Regions from separate parts of the Homo sapiens genome. Here all the other regions are linked to region 4. The links are chromatin contacts, found by Hi-C or POLR2A ChIA-PET in ENCODE. All regions are on one chromosome and are shown on one strand. The core of a region is the stretch at or near the end of the contact, and the rest is flanking DNA. Distances in the headings are between cores, read along the strand shown. Region 1 holds the start of UPF2 (UPF2 regulator of nonsense mediated mRNA decay). Region 2 overlaps NMT2 (N-myristoyltransferase 2). Region 3 holds the start of MSANTD7 (Myb/SANT DNA binding domain containing 7). Region 4 holds the start of PHYH (phytanoyl-CoA 2-hydroxylase). Region 5 has its middle 68 kb from the start of CDC123. Region 6 holds the start of DHTKD1 (dehydrogenase E1 and transketolase domain containing 1).

What was found. A loop is a pair of places that touch in the nucleus more often than their neighbours do. ChIA-PET counts read pairs that join two places held with the same protein, here RNA polymerase II (POLR2A). Pooled maps may share reads with other maps.
Region 1: a map of ascending aorta shows a loop between it and region 4 (10-fold over the local background). The contact joins the promoter of UPF2 here to the promoter of PHYH in region 4. A Hi-C loop is called at or near these places in 2 of 168 maps with a recorded cell type or tissue (ascending aorta and naive thymus-derived CD4-positive, alpha-beta T cell) and 17 of 50 pooled maps. POLR2A ChIA-PET finds 5 or more read pairs at or near these places in 2 of 52 experiments (A549 and CD4-positive, alpha-beta T cell).
Region 2: a pooled map shows a loop between it and region 4 (5-fold over the local background). The contact joins the enhancer-like site here to the promoter of PHYH in region 4. A Hi-C loop is called at or near these places in 1 of 50 pooled maps. POLR2A ChIA-PET finds 5 or more read pairs at or near these places in 2 of 52 experiments (CD4-positive, alpha-beta T cell and activated B cell).
Region 3: a loop to region 4 is called in a map of naive thymus-derived CD4-positive, alpha-beta T cell, with 16 times the contacts of the local background. The contact joins the promoter of MSANTD7 here to the promoter of PHYH in region 4. A Hi-C loop is called at or near these places in 1 of 168 maps with a recorded cell type or tissue (naive thymus-derived CD4-positive, alpha-beta T cell), 1 of 37 single-sample maps with no recorded cell type and 11 of 50 pooled maps. POLR2A ChIA-PET finds 5 or more read pairs at or near these places in 1 of 52 experiments (CD4-positive, alpha-beta T cell).
Region 5: a loop to region 4 is called in a map with no recorded cell type, with 21 times the contacts of the local background. The contact joins the enhancer-like site here to the promoter of PHYH in region 4. A Hi-C loop is called at or near these places in 1 of 37 single-sample maps with no recorded cell type and 4 of 50 pooled maps. POLR2A ChIA-PET finds 5 or more read pairs at or near these places in 1 of 52 experiments (B cell).
Region 6: a loop to region 4 is called in a map of CD4-positive, alpha-beta T cell, with 14 times the contacts of the local background. The contact joins the promoter of DHTKD1 here to the promoter of PHYH in region 4. A Hi-C loop is called at or near these places in 3 of 168 maps with a recorded cell type or tissue (B cell, CD4-positive, alpha-beta T cell and naive thymus-derived CD4-positive, alpha-beta T cell) and 11 of 50 pooled maps. POLR2A ChIA-PET finds 5 or more read pairs at or near these places in 3 of 52 experiments (Caco-2, H1 and activated T-cell).

Annotation. Positions count from the first base shown.
Region 1 is chr10:12,041,501-12,044,942 of GRCh38, reverse strand. It overlaps UPF2 (UPF2 regulator of nonsense mediated mRNA decay), which reads left to right and starts at 2,134. Exons shown (of 22, transcript NM_015542.4): 1 at 2,134-2,188. LOC105376416 (a long non-coding RNA gene) reads left to right here. Exons shown (of 3, transcript XR_930666.2): 3 at 982-1,144. RefSeq lists enhancers at 1,717-1,966, 3,137-3,226 and silencers at 2,407-2,546, 2,567-2,616.
Region 2 is chr10:15,122,254-15,125,313 of GRCh38, reverse strand. All of the region lies in intron 8 of NMT2 (N-myristoyltransferase 2), which reads left to right. Among named protein-coding and RNA genes, the nearest start is that of RPP38, 26 kb to the right of the region's middle. RefSeq lists enhancers at 1,213-1,352, 2,259-2,438. Within about 2 kb of position 1,458, at least 4 of the 41 ENCODE cell types and tissues checked have a DNase peak (open chromatin) inside an H3K27ac peak, as active enhancers do.
Region 3 is chr10:14,836,638-14,839,706 of GRCh38, reverse strand. MSANTD7 (Myb/SANT DNA binding domain containing 7) reads right to left here and starts at 1,401. Exons shown (of 5, transcript NM_001378785.1): 1 at 1,248-1,401. It overlaps CDNF (cerebral dopamine neurotrophic factor), which reads left to right and starts at 1,670. Exons shown (of 4, transcript NM_001029954.3): 1 at 1,670-1,875. The coding sequence starts at 1,761. HSPA14 (heat shock protein family A (Hsp70) member 14) reads right to left here and starts at 1,401. Exons shown (of 14, transcript NM_016299.4): 1 at 1,248-1,401. The coding sequence starts at 1,304. RefSeq lists an enhancer at 1,118-1,357 and a silencer at 1,508-1,617.
Region 4 is chr10:13,298,685-13,302,090 of GRCh38, reverse strand. It overlaps PHYH (phytanoyl-CoA 2-hydroxylase), which reads left to right and starts at 2,027. Exons shown (of 9, transcript NM_006214.4): 1 at 2,027-2,123. The coding sequence starts at 2,049. It overlaps LOC124902377 (a long non-coding RNA gene), which reads right to left and starts at 1,902. Exons shown (of 2, transcript XR_007062056.1): 1 at 1,685-1,902; 2 at 1-37. RefSeq lists enhancers at 1-325, 1,701-1,840, 2,417-3,037 and a silencer at 2,021-2,440.
Region 5 is chr10:12,263,125-12,266,167 of GRCh38, reverse strand. No RefSeq gene overlaps it. Among named protein-coding and RNA genes, the nearest start is that of CDC123, 68 kb to the right of the region's middle. RefSeq lists enhancers at 1,479-1,578, 1,453-1,991 and silencers at 1,799-1,858, 2,429-2,478. Within about 2 kb of position 1,592, at least 24 of the 41 ENCODE cell types and tissues checked have a DNase peak (open chromatin) inside an H3K27ac peak, as active enhancers do; they include B cell, where a contact is called at or near this core.
Region 6 is chr10:12,067,156-12,070,588 of GRCh38, reverse strand. DHTKD1 (dehydrogenase E1 and transketolase domain containing 1) reads right to left here and starts at 1,635. Exons shown (of 17, transcript NM_018706.7): 1 at 1,402-1,635. The coding sequence starts at 1,555. RefSeq lists silencers at 1,300-1,459, 1,560-1,609.

The DNA of each region.
Region 1 (3,442 bases), core at 885-3,384, 1.3 Mb after region 4:
CGCTATCTCGGCTCACTGCAACCTCTGCTTCCCGGGTTCTAAGTGATTCTTCTGCCTCAGCCTCCCGAGTAGCTGGGATTACAGGCGCTCGCCACCACATTTGGCTAATTTTGTATTTTTAGTGGAGACTGGGTTTCACCATATTGGGGCCAGGCTGGTCTGGAACTCCTGACCTCAGGTGATCCACCAGCCTCGGCCTCCCAAAGTACTGAGATTACGGGCATGAGGCACCGCACCAGCCAGAAGTAAAGCTTCTTAAGGTAATCCCATGAAATGGGAAAAGGAAACCTTGAAGAGAAGCGTGGGTGGCTATCACCAATATGGTATTTGGGGCAGTTCTCATAATTGTTTATCAATGCTGCAGAATAGCAGTATTCATCTTTCTCTTTTTTTTTTTTGAGACGGAGTCTCCCTCTGTCGCCCAGGCTGGAGTGCAGTGGCGCAAACTCGGCTCACTGCAAGCTCTGCCTTCCCGGTTCACGCCATTCTCCTGCTTCAGCCTCCGGAGTAGCTGGAACTACAGGCACGTGCCACCACGGCCGGCTAATTTTTTTTGTATTTTTAGTAGAGACGGGGTTTCACCGTGTTAGGCAGGATGGTCTCGAACTCCTGACCTTGTGATCCGCCCGCCTCGGCTTCCCAAAGTGCTGGGATTACAGGCGTGAGCCACCGTGCCCGGCCTTCATCTTTCTCTTTCACTATCCTTTAAATGACTGACCTATGTGTAGTGTATAAAAAATATATATTTTTAAATACAGGAAGCAGCAACACTCAGTATGAGAGGATAATTTGCGTGCTAAGAGTAAATGGGGAAGCAAACAGTAAATAGAGGCAAATGGGCAAAGGTTGAGTCATAGGGAACCTGGACTTGCCTCAAGTATTTGTGGTTGGTAGTAGTTCATTACGTGGGCTTGGGCACCAGGTGGGGCCCCCTCAAGTCAAGCAAACGTCAAGACCAGTTTCGCACCCTTGTTCCTCTAGCTCCGGACCAGCCAGAGCCACCTACTCGGATCATGTTGGCAGAACCCAGTACTGTTTCGAGGCCAGATGCACCATTTCAGCAATTCAGGAGGAAATAAGCAGTGTGGATAAACTGATACCCATTTTTGAAAGTCGGCCTGGGTTCGCATTCAGAAGAAATGTCGACGCTAGCCATTTTTTTTTTAAAATGGGTGATTTGATAACTCAGGGAAGTCTTGCCACTGTAATTTTTAAAAGTTTGCTTGCTAGAACCAGGTACTTTCTAAGAAGTGTATGGAAAAAGCCTTGATTCTTCTTCGCCCTGGGTGGTTTTTACGTCGAACACCTAGAAGTGCTTCTGGAAATCCCCCCGCAGGACTTTCGATGTCTTTTAGGGCATTCTTAAGACTAGACCCATTCCTAAGCGACTCCCACCTCCCAAACCAGCCATATGGTTTAGTTTCTCCAGTTTCCAATTTTCTAAATCTTCAACGTCTCCCCTCGAATTAGTCCAATCAAACTTTCTCTTCTTAGACCTCTTCCTTAGGTTCGCACCAGGAAACGCCCAGGAGAATCACGTGGCCGGGCTTGTCCTTAATGGCGCTCCGTAACCCTCCCACTATTCCACCACACTTCCTCGCCTCCCGTGAGCTCCGCCCCGCCCCATTCGCGCTTCCCACCCCCATCCCCCGCGAAGCGCCTGCGCCTGCGCAGCTCCAATTCAGGCGCTTTCCCTTTCCTGGCGACCAATCCACTTCCTGCCTCGGGTCCTCGGAACACTCCACCCCTCCGCTGGGGCCCTGGTTTGAGGTGCTGGTAGTGGCTACCTTACGTATTGCCAGTCTGAAAAATTCGCTCTTCTCATCGACTGGGGAATTTGAAAGAGCTGTTAAGTGAATGGCACTCATATGAGCCTTTGCCCCGGACCCGCCACCCCAGAGTCAAGCTGAGGGCATCGGCATGCCGCAGGGAAGACGATCAGGACTGTTTTTAATCGGGCAGTCGCGCGGATGGCCTTTTCCCTCTCGCCTCCTTCCGCCCCGCCCCCACTCTCAGCCCGGCCGCGCTGGTGAGTGGCGGGCGGGAGGGCTGGCGGGCGGAGGGAGGAGGGGGAGCTGAGGGAAGGCGGGCCCTCGGCTGCGAGATAGGTGGGGGGAGGGGAGGGGAGAGCCCGAGCGCTGGAGTTGGTGCTGGGAAACCCGGGGCTAATGTTGACAACAGGCTCGAGGTGAGTCCCGGGGATCCTCCTTCCCCTCCGCTCCAACGATCGGGAGGAAATGGGGCTGGGGGGCACCGGCCTAGACTCCTACTCCCTGGGGGACCCCAGAGGCGACTCCACACTCCAGCTCTCCGGGGTCGGCGAGCAGTGGAGGGACCGCGGGTCCGGCGTCGTTCTCCTCAGACCCCCTGTCTCCGAGGCTCCCATCAACGCGGGAGCCCCCGGGCCGGGCCATGCTTGGGGGGCGGTGGAGGAGGTGCCTGCCCCACATGCCTGGGCCGGGCCTCGAGACTGGAGGCGGGGAGCCCGCGGTGGAGGGGCGAAAGTGTTCGGGGGCGTGGAGGAGAGCGAGGGGAGGTCGGGGGAAGCTCCTCGAGAGCCGGGAGGGAAGCGAGGGCGAGAAAGTGGGGAGGGCGCGTGTGTGGGAGGCTGCGGAGTGGGGAGACCGGCCGGGAAGGCTTCTGTGGCGAGGGAGTGTGGGGCGAGAAGTTGGGGTTGGGGCAGCGATGGTCCGCGAAGGTGACCGTGGATACCTGTGGGAAGGGGAGTTGTGTCGGGGAAGTGTGGTGGGTTTAGAGGTTCCTACACCACCAGAGCAGGGGTTTGTAGGAGAGGTATGTGTAGGGGAAGGGGCTTGGGGTGTATCTGGGGATGGTGGGCATGGGCTGTTTGGTTGACTTCCTTTTAATCACATAGGCTGGTTGATTCTTCACTTTACCTTCACCTCTTCAAGGCGCCAAGCACTCTCTTCTTGCTAGGACTGTTGGACTAAGGAAGTGATCACAGGATATTTGGTCCCCAGGTTGGCAGAGCAGAGCCAGCTGGGTCCACGCTGGGGTGATCGGACCTTCAGCTCTCTTGCTCATCTTAGAGGACTTACACGACACGAAACGATGCATCAGATCAAAGTGAAACCCTCGCTGACGCTTTATCTCATTTCCATAGTTCTTAGGTGTTCCTTAACATCGTCAGTCTCCTCATTTGTGAGCTGGTACAATTTCTAACAGTTCTTAATACGTCCTTTATACTAAGGATGTTCTTTAAAAAATAAAGTCAGAAACTGGGAGATAGTGTTCCTGTGCTGTTCTGTCCTGACAGCATTTTGAATAAGAGAATTGAAAGGTAAAACCGCATTCTCTCATACTGGAGTGTTTTCGGAGCACTCTGATTGGGATTTCATACATAATCCATATGGTACTTTGCAAGGGAATGTCTTTAAAAGGGAAACACCCCCTTTTGTGCCCTCTTCCCCCCAATACACTC
Region 2 (3,060 bases), core at 209-2,708, 1.8 Mb before region 4:
TCCAGTGAACCTGGGTTCCTGGTAGCAGTCCTGTTCCAGTCGTGCTGTGATAGTGACTGCCTTTCCCCCACCCATAAATTGAAGGTTATGAAGTGCTTTCAAATACATTATTCAATTTATTCTCACAGCAACCTTTTGAAGTTAGTACTTCTTATCCCCATTTTACAGATGAAGAAACTGAGGTATGTGACAGTTGGCACTTAGGCGAGGATGTGTTAATATCACCAAGTGGAGGGCTTGGGATGCAGGCCCCAGACCTCCATGTTTCCCTGTTAGCTCCCTCTGCCTCTGCCATCCCCTCTAACATTACCCACTATGGGGACACCATGGCTCAGCCCCACTGAATGTCTCACTGTGAGTACAGCATAAATCAAGGCAGAAAAGGACGATTGTCAAGATGCAAACAGTTCTCATTGGCTTGCCCCAGTCTCCTTTCCCCCTTTTAAGTCATAGGAAAGGAAAGGAAAATAAAGAGTAAATTAATAGAATAAAAGAGAGATTAAAGTACAGATATTATGAAATTGGAAGGTGCTGGCAGCAGTCCCTTGGGTGTCTGCCTCTTGAGTTAAACTGGACAGAACTGCATACACCGGATGCCCCTTCCTCTCCTATGGGCCCAGATGGGTGATACCACTGCTAGCAGTCAAGTTATTTAAGAACATTTTTGTACCATTCAGCGTAAAAGCAAACTTATGGAATACAGCTTTTGCTGTATAGATCAATCTCATTTTCTGCTTCATTGTTACTCTTTTTGCTTGTAGGAGTGCCAGCTTTCTGTCTTTTTCATGGACTTTTGAATATAGGAGCTAACATTTATTGTGGCCGGCGTTATGCTCGACATTTAACAGCCGTAGTCTCATTTACTAATCACAACAGCCACAGGAGGATGGGTCCTTATCCCCATAGCACAGAAGGGGCCATGAGAACACAGATTGACTTGCTCAGAGTCTGCTGGCCAGAAGCAGAGCTGTCGCAGGGCCTGCGCCATTCACAACTGTTACCTAAAATACTAAGGTTTCCCCAAGAAACACGCCTTACGATGCCTCCCTACCCTTTCAGTGTTTGGGGAGATTTTATTTTGTTTTGTTTTTTTGATCTGGTGTTGAGTATTTCCAAGTTCGATTTTGCGCATCTGTGTCAATGAGCTGAAAGGTAATTTGATGTTGATAAAAAGCAGAAGTCAGAGAATGATCCACTAAGGTCTTAGCACTGTGCTGCAAGGAGGGTGTGCTTGCTTAGACATGTCGAGGCATATAAGGTGTTCTATATTTAGTGGCATTAGATGGTTTTTTTAGTGGTTAGCATTCTGTTTGCTCCTTTTTGAATCATATAAATAACCATAATCATTGCTTACATCTCTTCTCTGGAATCTTGGCTCTCAAACGGTTTGTACCACAACTTGACAGATAACAACACTACTGTTTTTTAATAGAGCTCTGAGCTTCATTTCCTTATGTACTTATAAGCAGATTTTACACAGATTTCAATCTACGTAGAGGCCCATGAATCATGCATATTAGTTGGGCCATGGGAAAGGATATCTGATTCAGATACAGAGTTTGCTTATGAAACTGAGATTTTTCTTATTTACTGGAAATGATTCTCTGCATTTTATTGAACTCTCAGAAAACATGACCGCTTCACTATTCCATTATACGGAAGCTAGCCATTTTAATGTAAGCCCAATAGCCTTCCTGGTTCTTTCTGAGGACAATAGTTATAATTTGAGTGTTTGTTTTGCTTTTCAAAAGTTATTTCTTTTTTTTTTTTTTTTTTTTTTTTCTGTGAGACGAAGTCTCGCTTTGTCGCCAGGCTGGAGTGCAGTGATGCGATCTTGGCTCACTGCAACCCCCGCCTCCTGGATGCAAGCAATTCTCCTGCCTCAGCCTCCTGAGTAGCTGGGACTACAGCCACGTGCCACCACACCCAGCTAATTTTTGTATTTTAGTCCATGTTGGCCAGGATGGTCTCGATCTCTTGACCTTGTGATCCGCCTGCCTCAGCCTCCCAAAGTGCTGAGATTACAGGTGTGAGCCACCGTGCCTGGCAGTATTTCATTCTTACACAGATTATTTTAGCTATTAGTCAGCAAATGTAAATATTCTTACCCTGTTTTCTAGGACTTTCTGTTTTTTATAGCTGGTACATCCTGGTGTGCTCTTATGCTTTAATGCTTCTATAAAAATTTGTTCAAAATGCTTATAAGTTGCCAAACTTATGATACTTTTTACCTGAATTTAGGCAACATATTGCTTGTCTAAATTCTGCTACTTATTTTTCTAACCTTTAGAGACCTAAGATAGCAGTTCTCAAAGTGTGGCCCAGGGACCTCTGGAAGTCCCCCAAGATCTTTGAATCTATGCAGTCATTTTTTTTTTTTAACTATTTTCATAATAACACTAGTATGTAATTTTTTCACTTTCATTCTCGTCTGAGTATACTGTGAAGTCTTCCAGAGGCCATGTGGCATGTGTATTTCTGTAGTCTTTTGTTTAAAAATGTTCTCAGTTTTGATTTCTAATGCGATAAGTGTGGATATGCATAACCCACATAAGCAAAGCTCTTTGGAGGTACTCAATCATTATTAACAGCGTAGGCCAGGTGCAGTGGCCCATGCCTGTAATCCCAGCACTTTGGGAGACCGAGGTGGGCAGATCACAAGGTCAGGAGATCGAGACCATCCTGGCTAGTACGATAAAACTGCATCTCTACTAAAAATACAAAAAATTAGCTGGGCGTGGTGGCACGTGCTTGTAATCCTAGCTACTTGGGAAGCTGAGGCAGGATCAAATCACTTGAACCCGGGAAGCAGAGGTTGCAGTGAGCTGAGATCACACCACTGCACTCCAGCCTGGGCGACAGAGTAAGACTCCATCTCAAAAAAAAAAAAGAGTGTAAAAGGGTCCCAAGACCAAAATATTTGAGAACTGCTGCTTTAAGGCGATCTGCTGGGCAGTTCCTTTAGTGGTTTCACAGTTGGATATTCAATGAATGAGAATTGTGCTCCAGAAGAATGTTTTGCTCTAGAAGGAAGTTGGCAAATTTTTTTTTCATTTCTGA
Region 3 (3,069 bases), core at 152-2,651, 1.5 Mb before region 4:
AGTCTGCTCTGCAAAGTCAACAATTGAATCAAAAGTAATAACAACCTTTCTACACACAAAACGAAGGCTATTATTACGTTACCTTTCCTACCTCTCTTCCTTCTTACCATTACCATTTCTTTTTTTTTTTTTTTTGGACACGGAGTCTTGCTCCGTGGCCCAGGCTGGAGTGCAGACTGCAGTGCCAGATCTCGGCTCACTGCAACTTCCGCCTCCCGGGTTCAAGCCATTCTCATGCCTCAGCCTCCTGAGCAGCTGGGATTACAGGCGTTCCCGGCTAATTTTTAGTATTTTTAGTAGAGGCGGGGTTTCACCATGTTAGCCAGGCTGGTCTAGAACTCCTAACCTCACGTGATCCGCCTGCCTCGGCTTCCCAAAGTGCTGGGATTACAGGCGTAAGCCACCGCGCTGGGCCCCTTTCTTCCCATTTCTACAAATGAAGTAGTATTATTCCCTTTGGCTTTTCCTAACAAGTCATTTGACATTTAAACGCGGGACTAGTGGCAACGGAGTTCATGATTATCGTTTCTTCTGCCTCCCCACTGATGAGAGAAAGGCCACAAGTCCTGTCAGGCTCTCACTTCCAGAAAGGCCACCTCTGTAGACCACGCACCATCAACTGGCTTCACAGCCAGGCAGCTTTGCGGGACCATCAGCCCCAGCTCGACTGCAGCCTCCCCGCCCCTCCGGGACCTAGACGTTCGGGCCCAGCTCAGCGCGTTCTGCGGCCCTGCTGTCCCAGAGACCACCGCCTCCAAGTACCTCGCGGCCACAACTTTCCCAGGACCTCCCACCCGCGGGAATCCTGAGGCCCTGACGTCAGCGAGACCCCTTCCGGCATCCAGAGGCCAGGACGTCCCCGTGACCTCCCCCAAAATGCTCGCAGCCCCGCCGTCCCCGGGACCCCCCGGGACACCCAGCGGCCCCGCTGTCTCCGGGACCCCCCCGGGCACCCTGCAGCTACGTCGTCCCTGGGACCCCTCCGGGCATCCCGCCGCCATGACGCCCTGGGACCCCGCGCGTCTACATCGCCGCGAGCCTCCGCCGCGGAGTAGACGACTTTCCGGAGGAATCGCCAGGCGCGAGGCCGGGCCTGCCCGGCCCTTCGCTCCGGAGTGTCCTCGCGGCAACGCCACTCCACGACATCCCTAGGCCGGCGACACGCCGCTCTCAAGCCTGTGGATGACCCAGCGCCAGAAAACCGGGTGGCCGTCATGAAGCCCTAGCCCAGCTCCGCAGCCCCTCACCTTATAGACGGCCACACAGGCTGAGGTGCAGCCCAGGTGAACTCCGATGGCCGCCATGAGGCAGCAGGGACGGCAGCGGCAGGAATGAGGGGGTCCCCCAACAGCAACAGCTACCGGCCGCCCAACGGCCCCATCAGGCACCGCGGAGCTTCACGTTCCCGCCAGCCCCCTGCGTCCGGTCGGCCGCTACAGCCTCCCGCGTCGCCGCCAATCAGCGTGAAGGTTCCGCCTTTCTTCACGCGCAGTCCGCGAGTAGCTTCAGCGCGTCTCTGCGCTCCGCGGAAACTGCACAGTGCGCACGCGCAACCGGGGAGGGACGGGAAAAGGCTCCTACACTCCGCCCCCTTCCTATCCCTTCCTTGAGAGCCAATGGAAACTCTGTGTTCAGTTGCGTCATTTGTCCTGGCAACTACTGGCAGATTCTTTCCAACCTCGAATTCTGCTCAGCTCGCTTTGGCAGCTTGGTGGGCGGTGGGCGCGGGTGGCGGAGGCGATTGAAGCTGCTGGCCCAGCATGTGGTGCGCGAGCCCAGTTGCTGTGGTGGCCTTTTGCGCCGGGCTTTTGGTCTCTCACCCGGTGCTGACGCAGGGCCAGGAGGCCGGGGGGCGGCCAGGGGCCGACTGTGAAGGTGAGCGGTGTGACAACTGCTTGCATGGCGGCGGCCCCGCGCTGCGGCGCAGCAGCTGTCGGCTTTGGCTTCTCCTGGCCCTGGCTATAAATAACATTCCGCCCAGGAAATGCAGGCCCTGTCCCTCGTTTTAGATCGCCCAAGCCCAGCTCGAGTAAAAAGCTCAAGCCGGGCCTGGTGGTAACGTGAGGCCACGTTGTGGTTTTGCTGTGAATATTAAACTTCAGCAGTAAAAGCTGGTGGGTTTGTATTTGGATTAGAGTTTGTGCAAAGAATGCTAGATTCAGATGATACTGGCGCCAGATTGATTCTGCTGCTTCCAACCAGCAAGATTTGCCTCCCCTTGCACAGAAGACGTCTTTCAAGTCCAAGCTAGTTGGTGACTCCCCAAAGGAAAACAAAACATGGCATTGAGTTGAGTAGCTTAAATCAGAGGACATAGCTAATATTTGTTAGGACTCTGTAGGTGAAAATTGCTTTGCAAAGGAGTACACTGACTCCTTGGGAAAGAGAGGAATACAAAAGAGTGGTTCCTTTTTGTTCACGGTATCTCAGCTGTGAACTCGCAGTCAGAATACGTGAGTCTGTATCCCACCAAGTCCCCTAGCTCTGAGACTTTGGTTTTTGCAAAATCAGCGTACTTCACTTTAGAGATCTGTTAGCAAAGGCAAAGAAGGTAAGTGGCTATGCTAGCCCCTTCCTTCTGGACTCCTGTAGCGCTCACTCCATGTTTTACTGAAAATAATTAGTTTAAATGTATATGCCCTCAGCTGGAAAATATATCCCTAGTGAACAGGAAATTGTAGGTTCATCATATATGTTGAGTGAATGGATGGGTATAGTCGTACTAAAGTTGTGTTTTTGTTTGTTTTGTTGTTTTGTTTTTTGTTTTTGTTTTTGTTTTGAGACAGTCTCACTGTGTTGCCCAGGCCGGAGTACAGTGGCACAATCTTGGCTCACTGCAGCCTCCATCATCGGGTTCCAGCGATTCTCCTGCCTCAGCCTCCCAAGTAGCTGGTACTAAAGGCACCACCACCACGCCTGACTAATTTTTATATTTTTAATAGAGATGCAGTTTCACCATGTTGGCCAGACTGGTCTTGAACTCCTGGCCTCAGGTGATCGGCCCGCCTCAGCCTCCCAAAGTGCTGGGATTACAGGCGTGAGCCACAGCGCCCAGTCCTTAAAGTGTTA
Region 4 (3,406 bases), core at 778-3,277:
ATAACGTGTGCTGCGACGTTCTGGAAGTAACTCGAAGCTAAAAAAGAACAAAAAATCAATGAAAAAATGAAACTAAAGAAACAATGAGATGCTATGTCAATATCCGTAGTTATGGAATGGAAAATAAATCTTACAAAGAGATGCTGGAGTTATCTAAGAAATTTACACCATACTGGCCTGTGTGCATCAGACTTTTCTGGAGGTCATTTATTTTATTCACTTTTTTTTTTTTTATGACCAACCGAACTTTCTAATATTTTGGGCTGGAGTCCCACTAAATGAAATACCCCTTTTGAATGGCACATATGACTTTTAGGGATGCATCTTAGCATTTTTATTTTTTTATTTTTATTTTCAAAACTTCATTGATGTTTTGGAGTTTTGTTTGTTTTTTGTTTTTGTGTTTTTTGGACATGGCCTCACTCTGTCGCCCAGGCTGGAGTGCAGAGGCACGATCTGGGCTCACTGCAACTTCAAACTCCCGGGCTCAGGTGATCCTCCTGCAGCAGGACGAGCCGCAGACAAAACTCAGACACCGGATTAAAGAAGGGCTGTATTAGGCCGGGAACTTCGGCAGACTTGCAACCGAGGTCCCTGAAAAAGAAATTCTTGGCCCTTTTAAGGGCTTGTAACTCTAAGGGTCTACGTGAAAGTTTAGTGAGAGATCGAGCAAGCGTGGGGAACATGACTGGGGGCTACAGGCAACAGCTAACAGAACAGAAAGTTTTGCAATGCTTCCTCATACAATGTCTGGAATTTTTATTTATTTAATTTATTGATTTATTTTTTATTTTTTTTGAGACGGAGTCTTGCTCTGTCGCCCAGGCTGGAGTGCGGTGGCGCCATCTCGCTCACTGCAAGGTCCGCCTCCTGGGTTTACACCGTTCTCCTGCCTCAGCCTCCTGAGTAGCTGGGACTACAGGCGCCCGCCACGACGCCCGGCTAATTTTTTTGTAGATCAGGTGTTCTCACTATGTTACCCAGGCTGCTTTCGATCTATAGCGATCCTGAGCTCAAGCGATCCTCCTGCCTCGGCCTCCCAAAGTGTTGGAGTTACGGGCGTGAGCCACCGCACCCGGCTAAAAACCTGTTTGTTTGTTTGTTTGTTTGTTTAGAGACGGAGTCTTGCCCTGTCACCCAGGCTGGAATGCAGTGGCGCCATCTCGCTGACTGCATCCTCCGCCTCCCGGTTGCAAGTGATTCTCTTGCCTCAGCCTCCCCAGTAGCTGGGATTACAGGCGTGCGCCACAACACTCAGCTAATTTTTGTATCTTTAGTAGAGACGGGTTTTCACCAAGTTGGCCAGGCTGGTCTCGAACTCCTGACCCCGTGATCCGCCTGCCTTGGCCTCCCAAAGTGCTGGGATTACAGGCGTGAGCCACCGCGCCCGGCAAACTTTTTGTTTAAATCGGAGATTTTATTCTTTCAGCTGTCAGTGGAAGGAGCAGTCACGTAGGGTTAAACAGATGGAAGCCATGACGTTAGGAGAGTGAGTGAGGTCCCAGCCCAGCCACTTGTCACTGTGTGACCTCGGCCTGGTCACTGGGCCCCCGAGCTTCGGTGCGGCAGGGAGGGTCCTGGTGATGGAACAGAAACAGGGTGCGGGGCAGGGGTAATGACTCACGCCTGTAGTCCCAGCACTTTGGGAGGTCGAGACGGGAGGCGGGGGGAGTTTGAGACCCACCTGGGCAACGTAGCGAGACCCCATCTCTACAAAAAATAAAAATTAGCCCAAGAGTTCAAGGCTGCAGTGAGCTATGATCGCGCACTGCACTCCAGCCTGGGCGACAGAGCAAGATCTTGTTTCTTTTTAAAAAGAAAGAAAATAAAGGACGGAAGGATCATGGTGTGGGGAGGACTTCAGCCCCGGGCGGTTGCCCGGCGCGCGGACTCTAGCGGACTAGGGCTCCCCAGCAGCCCGGCCCGCGAGCTGGCACCGCCCGGAATCCCGCTTACGTCCAGTCCGGGGCGGCGCCTGGAGGCGGAGCCGCCCGCTGGGCTAAATGGGGCAGAGGCCGGGAGGGGTGGGGGTTCCCCGCGCCGCAGCCATGGAGCAGCTTCGCGCCGCCGCCCGTCTGCAGATTGTTCTGGGCCACCTCGGCCGCCCCTCGGCCGGGGCTGTCGTATCCTTTGGGCTGCGCGGGGCTCGGGCTGGATCCGGCGCCGGCGCCGCCGCCTGAGTGGTGGCCCTGGTCCGGGTGGAGGCCTCGGGGTCGCACGCTTCGCAGCCCCAGCGCCTCCTCGCTCAGCGCCGCGTCCCCGCCTGGGTCGCGTCTCTTCCAGGAGCCGGGGAGCGGGGAAGAGGCTGCGTCCCCCGAGGACACGCGCGGCCGCCCTGGGGTCGGGGCAATTGCCGCGTTGCCCTGCCCTCCGGGATCCCTGGGGGCCTCTGCTCCTCTCTTTGTGGAGACGTCGTTTCACCGGCGGCGCGTGACCCCGGCAGCTGTCCAGAGACCCAGAGATGTCCAATCACAGGCGCACGGTGCACAGGCGCGCAGGGCTGCCTGGAACCGGCCCAGGCAGGCAGTGACCGGGACCTCTCCGGAGGGGAGAGGACGGTGCCCTCCCGGGCAGGAGCTGGCCAGGCAGGCGCTGCCCAGGGCGGCCTCCCTGCTGGACTACGGCATTGCCACTGAGTTATATAAAGACACTATTTGGGGAAGGACAGCGGGTGAGGACTGGCGCGGCGGCACACGCCTTGCCTGTTGTCTCGGCTCTTCTGGGGGCCAAGGCCAGGAGTCCAGGGTTACAGTGAGCCGTGATGGCCAGTGCGTTCCAAAAGAGAGAAACAGAGAGAAAGAAAGGATAACATGTTAATTGATGAGAGTGACATTCCGAAAGTAACCGATTAAGCTAAAGAAACAATGCAATTCTATGTCAACTCTCTGCAGTTACCGGATAGAAAGGAGATCTTTAAAAGGAATTTCTAGGGTTTTGCTTTTTTGGTTTTTTTTTTTTTTTGAAACAGGGCCTCACTCTGTCACCCAGGCTGGAGTGCAGTAGTGGTACGATCTCGGCTCACTCCTGGGCTCAAGAGATCCTTCCACCTCAGCCTCCTAAGTAGTTGGGACTACAGGGTTGCGCCACGATGCCAGGCGAATTTATGTTGTTGTTGTTATTGTTGTTATTATTATTATTATTATTATTATTATTATTATTATTATTATTTTTGAGACGGAGTCTTGCTCTGTGGTCAGGCTGGAGTGCAGTGCCGCACTCTGCAATGTCGGCCCACTGCAACCTCCGCCTCCCAGGTTCAAGCCATTCCCCTGCCTCAGCCTCCCAAGTGTAATTTGTATTATTATTATTAGTAGTAGTAGTAGTAGCAGTAGTAGTAGTAGTAGTAGTAGTAGTAGTAGTAGTAGTAGTAGTGGTGGTAGTTTTTTTTCTGAGATGGAGTCTCTCT
Region 5 (3,043 bases), core at 343-2,842, 1.0 Mb after region 4:
GCCTGGCGACAGAACGAGACTCTGTCTCAAAAAAAAAAAAAAAAAAAAAAAAAAAAAGCCTCTGGGCCCACCTCTTCTCTTCAGGGCTCCTACAGATAACACATTGGTCCTGGCCACTAAAATGTCCCAATGCCAGCTGAGAGAGGAAGATAAGAACTGGCAGGCCCCCCTTTCCTCTGGAAGTTGTGTCATATTCTGTGAACTTGGCCTCAAGAGGGAGATAAGAACTGGGTAAGGCTCACTTCCCCACGGAGATGGTTTCATGCCCAGTAGACACTTGCCCCGAGTCCGGAGAAGCAGTAGGTGCTTTGCAAATATTTACCTAGCTACATGGCAACCGGGCAGTGCTGTCAGAGTTCTGTGTCATTTCTGGGCCACACGCCCCACACCCCATTCTCTCCTCTTGCATTACAAAGGCTACGTCCCTTCCCACAGCTACCTTTCCACAAGTGTTCAAAACCACGTGAAGGTCAGACTCCTTTGATTTCTAAATCATGCCCTTAGCCAAGATTGAACTTCCAATAGAGAAAATTTTAGGTTTGCTTTCATGTGTGAGGTGAAATGACTGTCCCTTTGTCAGAGGCGTTTGAACCAGAGCAACTCCATCTTAAACAGGAGCTGGGTAAAATAAGGCTGAGACCTACTGGGCTGCATTCCCAGATGGTTAAGGCATTCTAAGTCACAGGATAAGATAGGAGATCCGCACAAAACACAGGTCATAAAGACCTTGCTGATAAAACAGGTTGCAGTAAAACAGTGGCCAAAACCAACATGGCGAGGACAGTGTCCTCTGGTGGTCCTCACTGCTACACTCCCACCAGCGCTATGACAGTTTACAAATGCCAAGGCCACATCAGGAATTACCCTGTATGGTCTAAAAAGGGGAGGCATGAATAATCCACCGCTTGTTTAGCGTATCATCCAGAAATAACCATAAAAATGGACAACCAGCAGCCCCCTGCGCTACTCTATCTATGGAGTAGCCATTCTTTTATTTCTCTACTTTCTTAATAAACTTCCTTTCACTTTACTCTATGGACTCGCCCTGAATTCCTTCTTGTGCGAGGGTCTCTTGGGGTCTAGATCGGGACCCCTTTCCGGTAACACCTTAGATTTAAGAGTTCAGGTTCATCCTTCCTTTGTCAGGAATAAGTATCATAAGCAACACAGCCTTTGCTTGTTGCTAGTTCTTTTTTTTTTTTTTTTTTTTTTTTTTTTTTTTTTTGAGATGGAGTCTCGCTCTGTCACCCATGCTGGAGTGTAGTGGTGTGATCTCGGCTCACTGCAACCTCCACCTCCCAGGCTCAAGCGATTCTCCTGCCTCAGCCTCCCCAGTAGCTGGGATTACAGGCGCGAGCCACCGCGCCCGGACACAGCCTCTGCTAGTTCTGCCACTGATCTTCCCACAGGTACATTAAGGAAACTCAGTGTTTGGCGCTTAAACAAATCAACAACAACAAAGCATGGTAGAGAGAAGGCCCAGAGCACCACCCTCCCACGCTGTCCCTCGGGAGCTGAGGGGAAAACACCCAATGCCTTCAGAGACCAGCTGCACTAAACCGCCTTCTCAGAATGAGGGAGGAGCTACTGGCTTGGGGATGTCTCCAGAGCACATTTCTAGAAACACTTGAGAATACGAGAGAAAGAGAATACGAGAGGAAGGCCTAGGTCACTGAAAGCACAGGGAGCAATTTAGGCTTTTGTCTCGGTGTAAATGACATCGTGAGCCGTGCCCCCGCCCCTGCTCGTGGCCTGAGGGCCTGGGGGAGGGCGGGCATCCACCTGGCACTGGCGGCCTCGGCCTTCACCGCCGCACGCGCGGCGCCATCTTGTGGCCCATCCCTTTCCCAGGCTGGAAGCAGCCACAGGCCGATTCTTCCAGCCTTACAAATTCTGTGAAGTACAGTATTTAGACTATTTTTGATTAGTTTAAGAAAACAGCATGGCCAGGCGCGGTGGCTCACGCCTGTAATCCCAGCACTTTGGGAGGCCGAGGCAGGTGGATCACCTGAGGTCAGGAGTTCGAGACCAGCCTGACCAATATGATGAAACCCCATCTCAACTAAAAATACAAAAATTAGCCAGGCGTGGTGGCACACGCCTGTAATCCCAGCTACTCGGGAGGCTAAGGCAGGAGAATCGCTTGAACCCGGGAGGTGGAGGTTGCAGTGAACTGAGATGGCACCACTGCACTCAGCCTGGGCAACAAGAGCGAAACTCTGTCTAAAAGAAAAAAAAGAAAACAGCATTATGCTCAACAAATTAACGCAGAAACGGAAAACCAAATACCGCATATTCTCACTTATTAAGTGGCAGCCAAACATAGGGTACACATGGGCGGAAGGAGGGGAACAAGACACTGGGGACTCCCAGAGGGGAGAGGGAGGGAGAGGGGAAGGCGTGAAAAACGACCTGTTGGTTACTGTGCTCACGACCTGGATGAGGGCTTCAGTCACACCCTAAACCTCAGCATCCCGCAATATACCCTTGTCACAAACCTGCACATGTACTTCCCAATCTAACATAAAGGTGAAATTTTAAAATCAAAAAAGAAAGACAGCTTCAGCTTCCACTTCTTAGTTGAAAAAGAGTCCATGACACATGTTCCATTGGATCTAACAGTTAATAAATATTCACTGCGACTTCCCCCACCCCAAAGTCAGCAATCATAAAATAGGAAGAAAATTTGAGGAAGGAGTTTGACAGTTCTGCAAAAATAAAAAATAAAAAGTTTTTTAAAATGAGAATTATGTACGGGCACAGTGGCTTATGCCTGTAACCCCAGCACTTTGGGAGGCCAAGATGGCTGATCACTTGAGGTCAGGAGTTGGAGACCAGCCTGGCCAATATGGTGAAACCCCATTTCTACTAAAAATACAAAAATTAGCCAGATGTCGTGGTGTACCTCTTTGGTCCCAGCTACTCAGGAGGCTAAGGCAGGAGAATTGCTTGAATTCAGTAAGTGGAGGTTGCAATGAGCCGAGATTGTGCCACTCCATTCTAGCCTGGGCGACAGAGCTAGACCCTGGCTCAAAAAACAAAA
Region 6 (3,433 bases), core at 386-2,885, 1.2 Mb after region 4:
TGAACCCAGAAGACAGAGGTTGCAGTGAGCCAAGATCGTGCCACTGCACTCCAGCCTGGGCGACAAAGCCAGACTCCATTTTAGGATTAAAAAAAGAGAGAGAGACAGAGATATGAGGTTTATTTTAAATGCCCTCCGAAGTGAAGAGCAAAATATTGAAGTTCTAGTGTGTGATTGATGGAACATTCCAAGGTCAGGTGCCCAGATGCCGAAGGGGATCTTCAACATTAATCTAATGATCAGATCAAAGATGCCAAATGATTTTCCTCTAATAAGCAATCTGTACTTATCTTCTACTCCGTGAGGATAAATAATGATACAATAATTTTGGAGCGTAAACCAAATACTCAAAATTAGTCTCGCAAATGAGCATGCAACAGAAGTTCCAAAAGCTGATATTCATGACTGTTAATTCATTAAAACCACCAGCACATATCAAGGTGTCAATAGAGTGGCTAAAAGGAAAAGAAAGAAACCCCACCAGCACATAGTTCCAAATTCAGCAGAGTTAAGAGTTAAACTCTGAAATTAAAGTAACAGACTAGCTACAAGGAGACAAATACATAATAAATATCATGCTGTCTTCCAAGACTGGAACTAACTGCCCACTTCTCCCAAGCAATGCAGTCTTGGACCCCCCCACCTGCTCACATAAAAGAAGCCTCAGAGATGGTCCTGGAAATGTATCCTTGGGAGACCTTAAAACTTTACTTCTCCCACAGCTCCGCCTCATTAAAGAGCTGGTTTTCTAGGCTGGGTGCAGTGGCTCAGCCTGTAATCCCAACACATTGGGAGGCCGAGGCTGCAGGATCAGCTTGAGCTCAAGAGTTCAAGACCAGCCTGGGCAACATGGTGGGACCCCATCTCTACTAAAAATGAAAAAAAAAAAAAAAAAAAAAAAAAAGCTGGGCGTGGTCATCCCTCTGTGTCCCCAGCTACTCGGGACGCTGAGGTGGAAGGATAGCCTGAGCCCAGGAGTTCGAGGCTGCAGGGAGCTGTGGTCGCAGCACTGCACTCCAGCCTGGGCCACAGAGCGAGACTCCGTCTCAAAAAAAAAAAAAAAAAAAAAAGGAAACAAAAAGAGAAAGAAAAAAAGAGTTTCTCACACGTTTCCAACAAAGGAAAGAAAAGCCCTTCCGAAACCAGGTCCGGACCAGCAAGATGGGAAGACCACCCAAGCGTGGACCTCAAAGATCCTCAGTTACAGAGGATGGACGGGGGATGACCCCAACACTGAGCACCCACACCTACCCTCTGCTCCCCTCACCTCCCCCTCCTCCCCACCGGCCGCGCGTTCAGGCCGGCAGCCGGTTCCCCGACCCCGACACCCCACCGCAAATCGGCCAGGGGAGGCTTCTGCGTCCCAGCCCCCGCTCCCACCGCCCGGGCCCCATCCCCGACCTGGGGGGCGCTCCAGGGCGCCCTGGGGCTCGCGGCTCTCGGGCTTCCTCGGCCGGTAGCCGTAAACGCCCCGCTCGGTCTGGTAGCCACGCCAGAAGAGAGGGAGAGCCCGGCCGAGGCCCCGTCGTGCTGCTGCCGCAGTAGCAGAGGCCATGTTCACCAGATGTCCCGGCCAGCATGCTAAGGCGGGAGCCCGAGGGGATCCCACCGGCCCTGGTAAATCCGGGACTCGTCAGAGGCGGCCGGAGCCCCGCCCCCAGACAACGCCCCCGCGCCTGATTGGCCGACGGGCCGGACCCTGGAAGCCAATCCGTGGCAGCGGCACTCACAGCGAAGCGACGCCCAGGATTGGGGCGGGCTTCCAGGGCGGTTCCGGCGGCTGAGACCGCCCTGCTCCACCGCAGGGCGGGGCAAGTAAGTGTTCCGCGGGGCGGCACCTGCTCCCAGTACGAAACAGGATGTAGCTGCAGCGCCTGTAGTCTCCCGCCAGGAGTGTTTACCCATCACGCCTCTGCCCAACCGCATAGACACAGTCTAGGGTGTCTGTTACAGAAAGGACAAATTAGCCACAGGGTGGATAGGAAATGGCTAGGACTGAGACCAAGGGACGCAAAAAGCAAAGGTTACTTAGCGCAGCTACAAAATCAATACCCCTAATTTTTTTGTTTTCTTAAGAAACATTAACAGAGGCCGGGCGCGGTGGCTCACGCCTGTAATCCTAACACTTTGGGGGGCCACAGCGGGAGGATCATCTGAGGTCAGGAGTTTGAGACCAACCTGTCCAACATGGCGAAAACCCATCTCTACTAAAAATACAAAAATTAGGTCGGGCGCGGTGGTTCACGCCTGTAATCCCAGCACTTTGGGAGGCCGAGGCGGGCGGATCACCTGAGGTCGGGGGTTCGAGACCAGTCTTACCAACGTGGAGAAACCTCGTCTCTACTAAAAATACAAAATTAGCCAGGCGTAGTGGTGGGTGCCTGTGGTCCCAGCTACTCGGGAGGCTGAGACAGGAAAATCGCTGGAACCCGGGAGGTGGAGGTTGCGGTGAGTTGAGATGGCGCCATTGCACTCCAGCCTGGGCAACAAGAGCGAAACTCCGTCTCAAAAAAAACAGAACAAAAACAAACAAACAAACGAACAAAAAAAAAAAAACAAAACAGGCTGCAGTGGCTCATGCCTGTAATCCCAACACTCTGGGAGGCCCTCTGGGAGGCCAAGGAGGGCGGATCACGAAGTCAGGAGTTCGAGACCATCATGGCTACTATGGTGAAACCCCGTCTCTACTAAAAATACAAAAATTAGCCGAGTGTGGTGGCGGGTGCCTGTAGTCCCAGCTACTCGGGAGGCTGAGGCAGAAGAATCGCTTAAACCCTGGAGGCAGAGGTTGCAGTGAGCCAAGATCGTGCCCACTGCACTCCAGCCTGGGCGACAGAGCGAGACTCTGTCTCACAAACAAACAAAAAACATTAAGAGAGAAAGAAGGAAATAGGGTAAAGGGAGCAGGGAAGAAAGGGATAAGAGTCAAAAGAAACTGGACATGAACGATTAGTTGGTCTGTCTCTGAGTGAGTTTCCCAAATGATTTTTTTTCTGTGGCTTACTTTTAACTTTGCCAGTATGGTAGGAGAGAGAGTCTGCATCCTTACCTGGTTAGTCATCCTTCGTTCCAGTAAGCTGTGCAGCTATACCCCAAACTCCTAGGAATATTATACATACAAGCCCAAGACATCCTCCTTCTTACTCATTCAACCAGTACACTCATAAAGCACTCTGCTGGGTTACAAAGATTAATAAGGCACAGTTTCTGCCCTTAGTTCCCAGTCTAGCTGTAGATAGAACTCAGCACACAGGATGATAGATTATATAATGTAGGCACATGTAAGTGCCCCCTGCAAGCACAGGAGCGTCATCCAGCACAGCTACTGTAGCTGGGACCCCTTAGGTCCACACTTTGGTGGCCTCCCCATCTTGCTAGTTTGGACCTGGTTTTGCAAGGGCTTGTCTTTTTTTTCCTTTTTTTTTTTTTTTTT